Linked DNA regions of Mus musculus: all the other regions are linked to region 4. The links are chromatin contacts, found by Hi-C or POLR2A ChIA-PET in ENCODE. All regions are on one chromosome and are shown on one strand. Each heading gives the region's core, a stretch centred on a gene start or an enhancer-like site at or near the end of the contact. The rest is flanking DNA. Distances are from core to core; before and after follow the strand shown. Region 1 has its middle 89 kb from the start of Gm40659. Region 2 has its middle 55 kb from the start of Gm40659. Region 3 has its middle 220 kb from the start of Gm40658. Region 4 holds the start of Klf6 (Kruppel-like factor 6). Region 5 has its middle 78 kb from the start of Pitrm1.

Region 1 (2,700 bases), core at 127-2,626, 510 kb before region 4:
TGTTTGGATTTTGTGTCCATCACAAGAGTTAAGAGCAACAAATAAAGAGTTGTCATGCCTGACCAAACTCTGAAGGCTTTGGAACTTCACTCACTGGATATTTCCAGGGATGGGAATCAGTTGACAAAGACTTGTGGTCACTTCCTATGAATGATGTCTTTTCCAGGAAGTGGTATACCCATTACCGTCTATAGTATTATGTGTTAATCATTTCGTGTCTCTCTCAGGTATTCAAATCATCAGCCTGAACAGTGATGGCTAGATGGCTGTGATTGCTCTCCAAAACTCCTGTCCCATTTCCCCAGTCATCACTAATATACAGAGACAGAGACAGAGAGAGAGAGACAGAGAGAGAGAGACAGACAGAGACAGAGAGACAGAGAGACAGAGAGGCAGAGAGACAGAGAGAGGCAGAGAGACAGAGACAGACAGAGACAGAGACAGAGACAGGCACAGGCACAGGCACAGGCACAGGCAGGCACAGGCACAGGCACAGGCACAGGCACAGGCAGGCACAGGCACAGGCACAGGCACAGGCACAGGCACAGGCACAGGCACAGGCACAGACACAGACACAGACACAGACACAGACACAGACACAGACACAGAGACACAGACACAGACACAGACACAGACACAGGCACAGGCACAGACACACACTCAGACACAGACTCGGGAACAGACAGAGAGACAGAGTAGGGATTCAAGCTTTTAACTTGAGACAAGATTTCTTTTTTCCTCACAAACAACCAACTCTTTTTTTATATATCTCATTTCCCCCTTTTTTATTAGCTATTTTCTTTATTTACAATTCAAATGCTATCCCAAAAGTTCCCTATACCCTCCCCCTGTCCTGCTCCCCTACCCACCCACTCTCACATTTAACAACCAATTCTTACCATCATATAATATAGCAAAAAAAAATCTTTCAAGAAATAGTCATGTTCCAGGTGAGCCAATGTTCTTCACAGGTCTGAAAGAACACATCCTGATGGGAAATGACTGTGTGTTGTGTTCTTTTGAAAGGCTTATTGACAAAAACAGATGGTGCAGGTGTCTGCCTGCAGTTGTAATTGTAGTGACCTTCCTGTAACTAAAACAAACACCCAAACACCATCTCATCTCATCTCCTGGCTGCCATTAAAAGTCTTACTTTTTTTGTCCTGGAAACAAACATTTTTAAAATTTTAATAGAAAAGAAGGAATCAAGAACATATAAAAGAAGGAAACACGCACTCAGGTAGAGAGAGAGAGACAGAGAGAGGGAGAGAAAGGGAGAGAGAGACAGACAGCCATCAAATAAATAAACAGCACAAAGGCTCCTGTGGTTGTCAGGCTCAGATACTGAAGATCAGACTTAAGCAACACATGTCTGGCTGCTGAGACAGAGGGACTGGAATAAATCCAGCAAGGACACATCTGGGAGTGCCAGTGTGTGAATGCAGTTTAGCTGGCCTCCCACACAACAGGAATTCCACCAGAAGTATGTGCTCTGGGTGGAAGAGAGCAAAAATGTGTTCAGAATATCACTAAGGAGACCCAGATGCATTATCTCGGCCAGAGTGCAGAAGACAGTGCAGAGAGTGAATGGTTCCCAGACTAAAGCAGACAGTGTGCTTTATTGACATTGGTGGAGCTGGGCATCGGAAAGAAGGGACGAGAAATACTCAGTATACTGAGAAGGATGAGACGCTTGAAAGCATCAGGACATATTTCCGGAGCTTTCAAAACCAATAATGTCTGTGGCATTTTGCAGGCAAAGAATGATCAAATTAAAGGCATTTTAATCTTCCTGCTCCAGGTTTTGGCTGTCATAAGTTCACCTTTAAAATATCAAGGCAGTTGCTCCTCCTGAGTTTGCTTCTCTATAACAGGTTGTTTTTATAACCAACATACAATTTTCAGAATGAGTTTTGGTGCAAGAAATATATTTGATCTTACAGTTACAAAAGTGTTTTTGGCTTCCAGACTCACTTTGAAAGAAGACACATGTGTGGGCTATCATGTGTGTTTATTTGCAGAGCTTTGATCTTTTAAAATGTGTCTTCAGTAGCTTAGTTCTGCTTAAATACTCCTAAATTTTACCATTATAAATAAATAAATATACATACATTTATATTTGTGTTTTATCATTTTTTAATTCACAGTTTAAATAAAAATATATCTTTCCATTAATACAGAAAAATAGTTGTAGATATGAACATACATTTCAAATAGTCATCCTCCCACAAATTACATGTCTAGTCAAAGGGGACTTAACAAATCCAGCAAAACGCTTTTCTGAACTGTGTCAATTCTGTTTACCTGAGACATTTTAGTAGTTCATTCTCTCAGTTGGATGCATATTAACATGTATAAGCTAGCTGTGACATCATATATCAATTTAAATTTTTATAGTGTATAGCTTTATTTTTTATTAGATATTTTCTTTGTTTACATTTCAAATTTTATCCCCCTTTCTAGTTATCCCCTCAAAAAAAATCCCCATACCCTCCCCCTCCCCCTGCTCCCCAACCCATCCACTCCCACTTCCTGGCCCAGGTATTCCCCTATACTGGGGCATAGAACCTTCACAGGACCAAGGGCCTTTCCTCCCTTTGATGACCAACTAGGCCATCCTCTGCTACATATGCAGCTAGAGACACGAGTCCCACCATGTGATTTCTTTGGTGGTTTAGTCCCAGGGAGCTCTGGGGTTAG
Region 2 (2,700 bases), core at 145-2,644, 550 kb before region 4:
TGAAAAATCTAAATTAAACTTTAATCACTTCTTTTTTTGAAATAGCACAAATTCTTCCATCATCATCTTTCAATATAGCCAATAAAGGATTTTTTTTTCCTTTGAGAATTTATGTTACTCATTTTATTAATTAGTTATAGGCATTCACATGAGAATGCTGTAAATTATGCATTTGCGACATTTTCCCTTATAAATTCCAATGGATAAATTTATATTTTTCATCCTAATATGTCTAAATAAAGAATTTACATTTTAGAAGGACAGAAAACCACATGAAATAGTAGGTTGATATGAGACTATTTTAGACTAATGATATTCCATTTATAATATCAGGTAAGATCTACCTAGTATTTCAGAGAAGAATAAAATGTCTTTCTGAGTCATACACTCATGAATTTTATTTCAAATTTTCTATGAATGAGGAATTTACAAGAAAAGCAAGTGGCTCTATATTGACATAAAACTGTACACATAGGTTCTAGGTTATTATATACATTTCTAAGAATAAAACAAGAAAATAGAGTATGGATGTTAGTTATCCTTTCAATGTCAAACATGTGTGATAAAGGCCTAAAATGTAAGAAAGAGATATTTCACACCAGCATACATCAGCCAAGAACCACGTAAAGTCAGAATAATTTAAGAGGGTTATTATAAAGGACATTAAATGTTCACGGTTTGTCACCTGAGACCTAAGGAAGTTAAGATCAATGAAAAGTGATAATGTTTTGTTTCTTGTTTACTGCCTATTAAATGGAAAGAGGAAAAAAAGAAGCAGAAGAGAAAACCTAGTGGGTGAGATTACGGTCACAAGAATGCTCATTTTCTGCTCCTGACATGAAGTTTCCCGGGAGAACAATTTGCTAGTATCCAATAAAGTTCAAGACAAACACGGAGTCTTTCCAAATAATCTCATTTGCAGATATTTGAGGGAAGCCTCAAACTTAACGTCAAAAGAGAACAAGTAAACGAAGCAGAAGGGGAAGAAGAAAAGAAGCCACATTAGAGGGAAATGACTTAAAAGACACAGATGAAATCTTGTTTAAAGGAATATCTAACACCTGTAAAATATGCTCAAATGGCAACTTCTAGAAATGAGAACAGAAAACAAGGAAAGATAAAAGAGACAACGAGCGAAGAAACAGACTTTTTTTTTTTGATGTGTAACATGAGAGCGAGATTTTTGTTTTGTTTTCTCAAGAGAGTTGGGGGTTTAGCAACTGAAGAGAAAGACATAACCCAGAAAACAGGAGAAAGGGAATGGGTTTAAAGCAGCAGAAGTGAGGCAGGGATTTAGAAGGTGGGTAAACAGTATTGTCACAGGGAGACAGTCTCCATGAGAGCTGTAGAGCATACAAGCTGCCGCCATCTGTACCAGAACTATCCTTGCTGAGTGAGGCAGGACAGACGCTGCAGGGGTCCTCAGTCCACTGCTTCTCTTTGGTTATCACTCTGGTATACAGGCCTGTGTTTCCCTTTAAGGACACTTAATTCTTTGCTATATGTTATATCAACACATTAAAATATCATCTTCTTCTTCCCCAATGCTCTGATTTTTGTAGAAAAAAAAGTGGGGCAATGCATAAAGGCCATTAATTTCCAACAATGCTATTTTTGAGAGTTTACATGTATGCAACTGCCAGTGGGCTCATCGCTTCTGCTGGGTTTACTTTGCAGCTGCGGTATCAATTGCTGTACAAGTTCAATGGGATCCCTCTGCCTCTGTGGTTGCTGCATAACCTTCCAGAACTGGCTGGTAATCTTCTTTGCAGACTGAAACTGGGATAGCTACTGCTTTCAGAGGCATGAGGCATTTGTGTGGACAGCAGCGGCTGGACCCACTGGCTTTAAACTGGAAGTATGATTGCCCAGCCACTAAAGAATCCATTATGCAGGCTCATAAAATGATATCAAAGAGACCCTGTACCACCAACACTGGTTTTTGAACCCAGGTAAATAATTCTGTTGTCACAGTAAAGCAATGTCTGTCCTGGAAATAGAAAGTGTTGTGTACAATATTGACGACCAAGTACTTACAAAGCAGAATATGCTGCATGAGTCACATTCCTTAAATGAGACAATAGAAAAAATACCCTTGAAGATTTTTGAATAGGTACAAATGAAGTTACCCCAAAATATAAAAAGAGTGACAAGACAAATGTGAGGCATTTGTTATCTGTAAGAGGGAAGAATGTGTTATTTCAGAACTTTTAATCTTTTGTCTGCCTTCATATTATCCTCCTACATTTCTTTTAAGTCCTGAGACAGGAGCTAAGCCTGGCCCTGAGCTTGCTGTATAGCTGAGGATGATCTCAAGCTTTTGATCTCCTGCCTCCATCCTCAAAGTGCTGCGATGGAAGGCTTTACCACCATGCACAGTTGTATGTGGTGTTGGGAACTGAACCCAGAATTGTGTGCTTGCTAGGTGCTCATGCTACCGACTGAGCTACACATCTAGTCTGTTTTCCATGCCTCTATTATTTTTTTCACACAAAAATACAAATTTCTAACATTACATGAAATATAAATGATCAAATTATGGTTCTTAGGCATGACATTTGTGCTGCCATGGTCAGGAACTGTTAACCCTCTAAGGAACCCTAGCTACCCTTTTTATCTGCTGGCATAAAGCACACTCTGAAATTCTACAAATGCTGAATGGAAATCCTGAGCAGCAAAACCAGAAACTAAAATTAATAT
Region 3 (2,700 bases), core at 85-2,584, 920 kb before region 4:
ACATATATATATCCAACTATAAATTCATGACTAGAACATATAAACAATGCTTACAGCTTATTAGGAATAAGTGACATAATTTTAAACAGCAGAAACATGACCAAATTGATAACATGTTAATAAAAAACAAAATGGGAAGACTAGCAAATATATAAGGAATACTTATGGGATTCTTAAGGATTCCTTAATATAAGAATTATAGAAAAAGAAATGAAGTGAGAATGAGATGAAGCTTTTTGCCGATTACAAGAGTACCACAGGGGATGAGGAGCACAGGGACTCCTCTTCTTTTGGTAAGTCAGGTGCATTGTGTGAGCCATTCTAGGGTTTCTTAGACATTAACTATGAACCCGTCACATGGCCTTGCTGCTTTATTCCTAGGCACTGAACCCAGAGAAATGGAAGCATACATTTATACTAACACTTATATCTTTAACTTTTAAAATAATCGAACCATGATCAATACATAGAAAATAATACTTTTAAGTCATTTTCCCATCAAATAGACCCGTACTTCAAAAGACTATTAAAATTTGAATATTATTTTATTTCATGAGAAGAGACCAAAATGATACACTCATCACCTATTTTCTAAAAATATTGGTAAAAGAGAAAATCATCCTAGAACAATCCTAAGGATTGGATTTATGAAGATACTATGGAACACTAAAGTATAATTTGGCACAAGTCTAATAAAAAGACAAAAAAATAAAATAATGTTAAGAAAAATAGACTAAGCCCATGGTGTTATTTCATGAAATAGTACTAAGATATTCAAACTTGTGTTTCAGAGCATTTCATAAAGACAAAGATCAAAATTAGGCAGTCATATCTGAAGTGGGTATTAGAGAGCCATGTACCATCTTTGGCCTCACTTGGGCTTGCTATCATTCAGGTTGATGGTGGTCATATGGTTTCATGCCTTCCTGGATTCTCATGCTACCACATTCATATTCTGATGAACCAGATCTCACATTGGCCATCTTCACATCTTGAAATATTTTCTAATGGGTCAAATGTTTTTATTCATGTTGCTACTGCTTACCTTTATATTTATGAACATTAGGAGCATCCACCACTGAGGTGTAAAAGAGTAAAATTGAAGACATTATTGAACACATGAAGCAATTTTGAGTAATTGACACAAAGAAAGCAAATTTGGAGGGAAACAGCTCATAGAGGATTCCATTAGATTTTCACCCCCATTTCCAGACTGCAAAGCTAATTTCCATGTTAAGATCACCACAGACCTTCAGCAAAGTTGCCTGTGGCTTGGTTCTGCTCATGAAGAGTTTACTATCTTTCCAGTATTTAAATATGCACATGTTGTTGGGAGCCGCCCCCACATTCGCCGTCACAAGATGGCGCTGACATCCTGTGTTCTAAGTGGTAAACAAATAATCTGCGCATGTGCCAAGGGTATTTTATGACTACTTGTACTCTACCTTTCCCGTGAACGTCAGCTCGGCCATGGGCTGCAGCCAATCAGGGAGTGATGCGTCCTAGGCGAAATATAACGCTCCTAAAAAAGGGGACGGGGTTTTCCGCCATTCTCTCTCGCTGGCATCTCTCTGGCTCTGCGCGCCCTGCGCTCGCTCGCTGCCTAAAGATGTAAACAATAGAGCGCGCGCGCCGGAGCTCTGGCTCCTAAAGATGTAAGAAGGGGGCTTTCGTTTTTGGGGCTGGGCGCTGGGCGCTTGCCCTCCTGGCTCCCAAAGATGTAAGCAATAAAGTTTTGCCGCAGAAGATTTTGGTTTGTTGCGTCTTTCCTGGCCGGGCGTGAGAACGCGATTAAGAACATGTTATTCACTTTGCAACAGCCAACGAAAATAGATAATTGTGTGCCTTAAATGAACTGCAGATATTTTTGCAGTTTGTGGCTGTTGAGGTAGGAAGGAACACTTTTCTTTGGCCTCTGAAAGGTTTCCTGTGCTCCAGTAGGTAGTCCCACCCCTATGAATATATGGGCAGCATTTATTAGACTTATCAGGTTATTGTTTAAAAATTAGACAAAATGTGAAGCTATATGGGAGATAGATTTGGGGGGTTCTAGGAGGAGCTAGACCCTAGGGAACAGGCATGAAAAAAAATTCTTTCTATACATGTTGATAATTTTTAAACACTAAATAAAAATATTTAATATTACTCTCTTCAATATAAATGTTGTTGCTTTGACAGTTTGGATATGATACTTTAGGTCAGATTAACAATGGAAACTATCTAACATGTACAAATGTAACAAATTTATTCCTTCCCATTTCTGCTATTCATGTTCTATATTAAGTGGTGTCATTCATAACTCAATTGACAGCTACAAAATCAGCTGCTTTAGAAACGTGAAGCCTTTGCCCAATAATTCTTCCCATATATTTCAGGAACATAAATAATTGAGGCTTAAAAGGAATGCTATCTTTGCTCTGTTTCAAAAGAACAAAGAGTGAATATCTTTTCCACTTCTTAAAAAGCCTTTTACATCATAGATCAAATCACTTACCTTTGAAGAAACCAATATTAATATTTCCTTTTCATCTTATAGTGCTTATACAGCAGTCCAGATGGTTTCCACTCATCTGCCACTTAGATATAAATTCTCGATATTCTTTAAAGATGTGACTCCAACTATTTTTGCTTTAAAAACTATACAAAGGCACACCAAATGAATGGCTTTCCCTAAATTATCTATCCAATCAGATGATGACA
Region 4 (2,700 bases), core at 39-2,538:
CAGCTTATTTTACGTACTTGACAACTTTTAAAAGGATACTATTCATTAAAAATTATATTCGAAGTTGTTATAATTGGATTTTTATTCAAAAATTTTAGTCGCTCGTTTTTTTTTTTTTTTTTTTTAGATATCATGGTGTGCTTTGGTAGATAATTTGTATGAAAAAAATTGTCATCTTCAACCTAATTTGAATTGTTTACACATCCATGGGAAAGCCTGTTAACCTTGGTGAGACATCTCCGAGACTGCCTTCTACGAGATAAACAGATTTAAACCCCATTAGCAGCAAAATCTGCATCTTCTTTGAATTAAAACTGTGCAACAAGAAAAAGGGGAGTTTTAAGCTGTGAATGTCCAGGTCTCCAAGTACAGTGTGGCCATGGCGCCAGGTCACGGATGCGATCTTAAAAGCTGCATTTTCAACTTTTGAGTGGGTAAAATTCATTCCTGAGAACTGAGTGTTTTTGACACACTGGTCAGGTAGGGGGCTTTTGAGATGCTCTACCGTTTCCCCCTCTCTGCCTGCGTAAGAAGTGGGGGTATTTTGGTCTCAGGCTCCTGTCATCCTCCGTCCTAGACAGAAACTACCACACAGTGACTCTGGAGTACCAAGTCCCCCTGCTGTTCGGTCTTATTGTCCCATCGCCACAGGGAAACCTGCGGGCACGTTTGCGCCCACCCCGGGGCACCTCTGCATCTCTGAGTATGGAGGGGACTCCGAACAAAGAGAGAAATCAAGGGACCAAGGAGAATGGAGGGTCAGGGAAGGATCCGGGAACACGGGAACCCAGCGGGAGGAAATGAGGGGGATCGGGAATATGTCTGCTATCTTTGGTCTTTTTGGGGGGTGCCGGTCCGTGTGACCGGATCAGAAGGTGCAACCGGGCAGCCGGGCGGCGGGGACAGGTGCCCGGTTGCCCGGCTAGGCTCCCCCAGCTCCGGCCGCTCCGGCCGCACTTCTGCAACGTTGGGCTGTACACCTCCCAGCGCCGACTCCTTCGGTGCGCCGTAGCCCTCGCCTTATATACCCTGCTAAAAATAGCCTGTGAGACGTCTTTCCAATCAGCGCAGGCCGAGTTCGAATTGCACCAATAAGGAGGCCTTTAATGAAGAGGCTCGGTCACGCCAGGCGGGGCCGCTGTGTGTCCGCACCGGCGATTGGTGCGAGCTGACATCATCGTCGCGCAGCCCCGGGTACAGGAGCGGCAGGATTGGGTACCGTGGGGGGCGGAGCTCCAAGCTGGTCACGTGGGGGGAGAAGGGGGGAGCCAAGCGGGGGAGGAGGGGGGAGGCTGGCAGCGGAGCTTTGAATAGGGAAGTTTTGCAGGGGTTACGCTTGCAGTCAGTCCGCTGTTTGCAAATATTGCGTGGGCTCGGCGCGCTGCGGGCTGCGGGAGGGTCCGGACCCGGCGTCCGATTGCAGCGCCATCCAGTTTGCATGAAACTTTCACCTGCGCTCCCGGGAACAGTTTCTGCTCGGACTCCTGATCGTTCACCTCCCTGTTTTCCCGACAGCGAGGACTGTCTTTTCCAACCCGACATGGATGTGCTCCCAATGTGTAGCATCTTCCAGGAACTACAGATTGTGCACGAAACGGGCTACTTCTCGGCTCTGCCGTCCCTGGAGGAATATTGGCAACAGGTAAATACGGATTTTTTTTTTTTTTTCACCTGCCCGGTACGCCGAGGAGGGAGTCGCGCGGAGGAGCAGGCAAGATGGTGTGTGCTTGGAAGTGCATCTTTTTAATGATGATTAGCATTTGCCTAATTAAAAATATAAAGTAATGATCTTAAGATGTCCTTCTGCTGCCTGGAATGATGAAGGCACTGTAGAGCGAGCCTTCGGGAGCGAGGAGTAGAGTTGTCATTTGTGTGAAGGCGAGCTCTCCTTCCCACTACGTTTTTATTTCTTCATTTTTTTTTCGTGTTTTGCTAATTCCGAGCTTACGAGCAGCATACACCTGGGGGGGGGGACCCCAAATTATTCTGACCGATCCAGACCTGAGCCCTTGGCACAAGTTTGGGGTTTGTACCAGCTCCAAACTCCACAGCTGGACCCTGTCATACGAACGAGCTTGCCTTGACTACCAAAAGATTTGATTTAAGGATTTTGGTTTTGTTTTGATATTTGTATGTCCCAAATTTAAAAGTCTTAACATTTTGCTTGCGGAACGCAGTAGTTCTTTTTGAATTCAAGGCCATTTGCAGTTTCTTTTCCGTCTGGATAATTTCTTATCATTCACGTATGCCTGCCTTGTTTTTCTTACCTGCTTTTCTTGTTGACTGCGCGGCGGGTGTGTGTGTGTGGGGGTGCTGTTTGCACACAAGTGACTTGTCAGTCATATGACAATGAGTCCATTCCTAGTTGCTTCGGGTCTTACTTTGGGCAAGAAAAATCTCTAATTCCGGCATTTTAGTGGAACTAGAATTTGGGGCAACCGGAATAAAAGAAACACCCCCTACCCCTTCTAAGTCATAGGATTCTGTGAGTGGCAAAAATATTCTCAAACACTTTCACCATTGTCTTTAAAAACGATGATTCTGTGGCCGTCTCTCTACCCTTCTGGGTATTTTTTTTCCTCCAAGTGAATTAGCAGATCAAATAAATTCCGTCGGTTTCACAACCTCCCAGGCTTTAAAACCCAGGAAAAGCGAAGTGTTGGCTGAAACCTCCCCATGCCGGCTTAATTGTTCACAATC
Region 5 (2,700 bases), core at 53-2,552, 610 kb after region 4:
CTCGAGGTATGGCTGGCCAGGAACATCTTTACCCTAAGAGAAAGACTACTGTACATTTGTACATATCAGAGTTCACTATACTCTGAAAGAGTCTTCCTTGAAGAAAGGTGAAAGCTTGCAGGACAAGCAGTACCACACTGAACTCACAAAGTGATATAGCTCCATCCTGCTAGCATCCTGAAGAAGAGTGAGATGGACATTGAGGGCAAAGGGTTAGTGAAAGATCCTGAGAGAGAGCGAAAATTATTTAAGCCCCTAGACCTGTGTCATTAATGGCAGGGAGTAGAACTTGCCCCATTGTTGCAGGAAATGTTTGTACAGAATACTCTAACCATTCCTTAAATCCATTATGCAAACTTGCTAGCTTGCCAAATGCTATAGCCCAATGCCAGGTGTTTGCGGTTTCTGCCTTTATAAACCCCTTACCCCTTGAGCTCGTGGTCGACTCCTCTACCCCTGCGTGGGATATGAGTCGTCCCCAGTGCACTGTTCTTTCCCGAATAAACCTCTTGCAGTTTTCATCAAGACCATTTCTCGTGAGAGATTTGGGGTGTCACCTCTCCTGAGTCAGAACGTGGGGGAGTCCTCACGTTGTGGGTCTTTCATTAGAAGTCAAGGCACTGAGATATTTGAGATTGTATAGACCATAGGTATATTTGTGGGGTGTATATTTTCTATTTATATTCCAAGTAGTATGCATAGATTTTTATTAGACTCTGTCATGGTCCTCAACTTTCACCTTCACACATTCCCCTCCTACATTACTAAGTGAAGGAACGTCAGTTCTTGCTATGAATCACAGTCACCGGTAAGCAACTGAGATTTTGTGTCAACTTCTTGAAACCTGGAAGAAGCCCAACTGCACTTGTGTTGATTTGTGTAATGGCACTGGGGTCTGTGGTATAGGAAGTCACTGAGTCTGCCAACTCGTGCTTTGAACATGACTATACCCCATATAATAATTACATATATGCATTTCAAAACTGCTAGAGGATGCTATGCGCTGAGTGTTTGCTATTCCAAAGCTCATCCTGCTCTTTATCATTCACTGACGTTGACCCTTAATGAAGAGGGAGACAGCTCACTTCCTTCAGCATCTAAAGAAGACAGTGTTTACTGCAGCCTCCGAGGAGATAATTATCGGCCGCACTGCCACCTGCTGGAAGACTCAGAAGAAAGCTTCCTTCCCTTCTTGGAAAAACCCCTGGGGAGAGAGCCCAAGAGACAAAGGTCACCTGCGATGAGTTTCCCCAGCAAGACTATAACTTGAGACTTATTTTCAAAACCAGCCTCGTCCAGTCCATTCAGAATGCAGAGCCCCTCCCAGGAGTTCTTTCTGCTCAGTGGAGGCTGAAACTGATGGGCAGTCAGCCAGGAAGTGCCTGAAGCTTTGGTTCAAAAATGAGATTCAGAGCATGTGTTGGACTGTGACAAGGGAAGTGAAGGACATCGCTCATGCTCACACATGCCTATGCCTGGGTTGTTCCTCTCAGAGGCTCTGTGGTACACTCCCACCATGCACTCTCTCTCCTCCTCCATCTCCTGAACCTTTCTCCCTCCCTCCTCTCTCCATGTTATTTATCTTCATCTCTCTTTATGTCACCACAATGTCTAATACACACACACTATGCAGGTTCACACATACACCCAGATACATACCTGCCCACACATACACACAGCATTATCACCACACGCATGGACACACCATACAGACACGTGTGTTCACAGGTGTGCCAACGCGCCTCATAGGCAGAGAGAGTCTTGAGGTCGGCAGCTTACTATGCAGGCTGTTAAGCTCTCATAAATACCTAGAATATCAAAAGACAGATTTGTCCAAGACCTGTGCATTTCCTATTTGTAGTTCACTAATTGTCTACTTTATGTGACTGCTAATGCTTACTCAATATGCAGGAAATTGACATAATGACAGAGTTGGATGTGTTCTCGGCCCTGGGGTTCTAATATGCCTGATTTCAGTCAGCATGCATAAACGTGGAGTATTCAGGGTCTCCGACATGATGAGGAGTTTACGGAGACTGGATTGCTTCTAGAAACACCCAAGACAACGAAACATGGCATGATATGATTGCCATGGTAACGAGGGTATTCCAAATGAAAATCACTACGGTGCATCACTAATTTAGGGCTCCACTAAACACCAAATAATATTTCTCTTAAGAATGCTGAGCTGTGGTTCCTGGTAATGCAGGGTCCTGTAGCAAATGCCACACTGCAGAAGAAAAGTACAGGGGAAATTCTCCGCATACTGTGCAGGGTTACTGTGGATACCCCAAGGGTGGGAGTCAGACCACATCCACTCATGGTGGTTCATTTAGAGAAGTTCTTAATATATTGCAACTGCGACATACACTAGTAATTTTCCAAACCTGGGATTTGGTTTAGAAATCAGCTCAAATCTGGTTGGCCCTTGTGTCTAGTCTAAGCTGAATCATTATTCCTGCATGTGGCTCAAACCGCATAATGGTATAAGAGGTGCAGGCATGAAAGGAACGTGTTAGAGGCACAGCTAGGAATCCGCAGCCAAGAGAGGCCCGATCCTGTCTATTTTCACACCCTGGCTGCTCATTGCATATGCAAAGAAGCAGCCTCAACTTTCTCAGGTCACACAGCATCAGCCTCGTGCCTCAAGCTCTTTTTCATTTTATTTGGATTGGTTCAAAGAAGAGGCTCCTTGCAAAT

The links. Hi-C counts contacts between places; a loop is a spot of excess contacts on that map. ChIA-PET counts read pairs that join two places held with the same protein, here RNA polymerase II (POLR2A).
Region 1: a loop to region 4 is called in a map of heart, with 14 times the contacts of the local background. The contact joins the enhancer-like site here to the promoter of Klf6 in region 4. A Hi-C loop is called at or near these places in 3 of 37 maps with a recorded cell type or tissue (all heart). POLR2A ChIA-PET finds 5 or more read pairs at or near these places in 1 of 5 experiments (Patski).
Region 2: a map of gastrocnemius shows a loop between it and region 4 (2.1-fold over the local background). The contact joins the enhancer-like site here to the promoter of Klf6 in region 4. A Hi-C loop is called at or near these places in 3 of 37 maps with a recorded cell type or tissue (gastrocnemius and heart).
Region 3: a loop to region 4 is called in a map of gastrocnemius, with 2.8 times the contacts of the local background. The contact joins the enhancer-like site here to the promoter of Klf6 in region 4. A Hi-C loop is called at or near these places in 6 of 37 maps with a recorded cell type or tissue (gastrocnemius and heart).
Region 5: a loop to region 4 is called in a map of left cerebral cortex, with 8 times the contacts of the local background. The contact joins the enhancer-like site here to the promoter of Klf6 in region 4. A Hi-C loop is called at or near these places in 18 of 37 maps with a recorded cell type or tissue (CH12.LX, Patski, T-helper 17 cell and 4 more). POLR2A ChIA-PET finds 5 or more read pairs at or near these places in 1 of 5 experiments (Patski).

The regions. Positions count from the first base shown.
Region 1 is chr13:5,346,680-5,349,379 of GRCm38, forward strand. No RefSeq gene overlaps it. Among named protein-coding and RNA genes, the nearest start is that of Gm40659, 89 kb to the left of the region's middle. Within about 2 kb of position 1,377, at least 2 of the 3 ENCODE cell types and tissues checked have a DNase peak (open chromatin) inside an H3K27ac peak, as active enhancers do; they include heart, where a contact is called at or near this core.
Region 2 is chr13:5,312,110-5,314,809 of GRCm38, forward strand. No RefSeq gene overlaps it. Among named protein-coding and RNA genes, the nearest start is that of Gm40659, 55 kb to the left of the region's middle. Within about 2 kb of position 1,395, at least 1 of the 3 ENCODE cell types and tissues checked has a DNase peak (open chromatin) inside an H3K27ac peak, as active enhancers do; it is gastrocnemius, where a contact is called at or near this core.
Region 3 is chr13:4,941,326-4,944,025 of GRCm38, forward strand. No RefSeq gene overlaps it. Among named protein-coding and RNA genes, the nearest start is that of Gm40658, 220 kb to the left of the region's middle. Within about 2 kb of position 1,335, at least 1 of the 3 ENCODE cell types and tissues checked has a DNase peak (open chromatin) inside an H3K27ac peak, as active enhancers do; it is gastrocnemius, where a contact is called at or near this core.
Region 4 is chr13:5,860,201-5,862,900 of GRCm38, forward strand. It overlaps Klf6 (Kruppel-like factor 6), which reads left to right and starts at 1,289. Exons shown (of 4, transcript NM_011803.2): 1 at 1,289-1,642. The coding sequence starts at 1,439.
Region 5 is chr13:6,468,361-6,471,060 of GRCm38, forward strand. No RefSeq gene overlaps it. Among named protein-coding and RNA genes, the nearest start is that of Pitrm1, 78 kb to the right of the region's middle. Within about 2 kb of position 1,303, at least 2 of the 3 ENCODE cell types and tissues checked have a DNase peak (open chromatin) inside an H3K27ac peak, as active enhancers do; they include gastrocnemius and left cerebral cortex, where a contact is called at or near this core.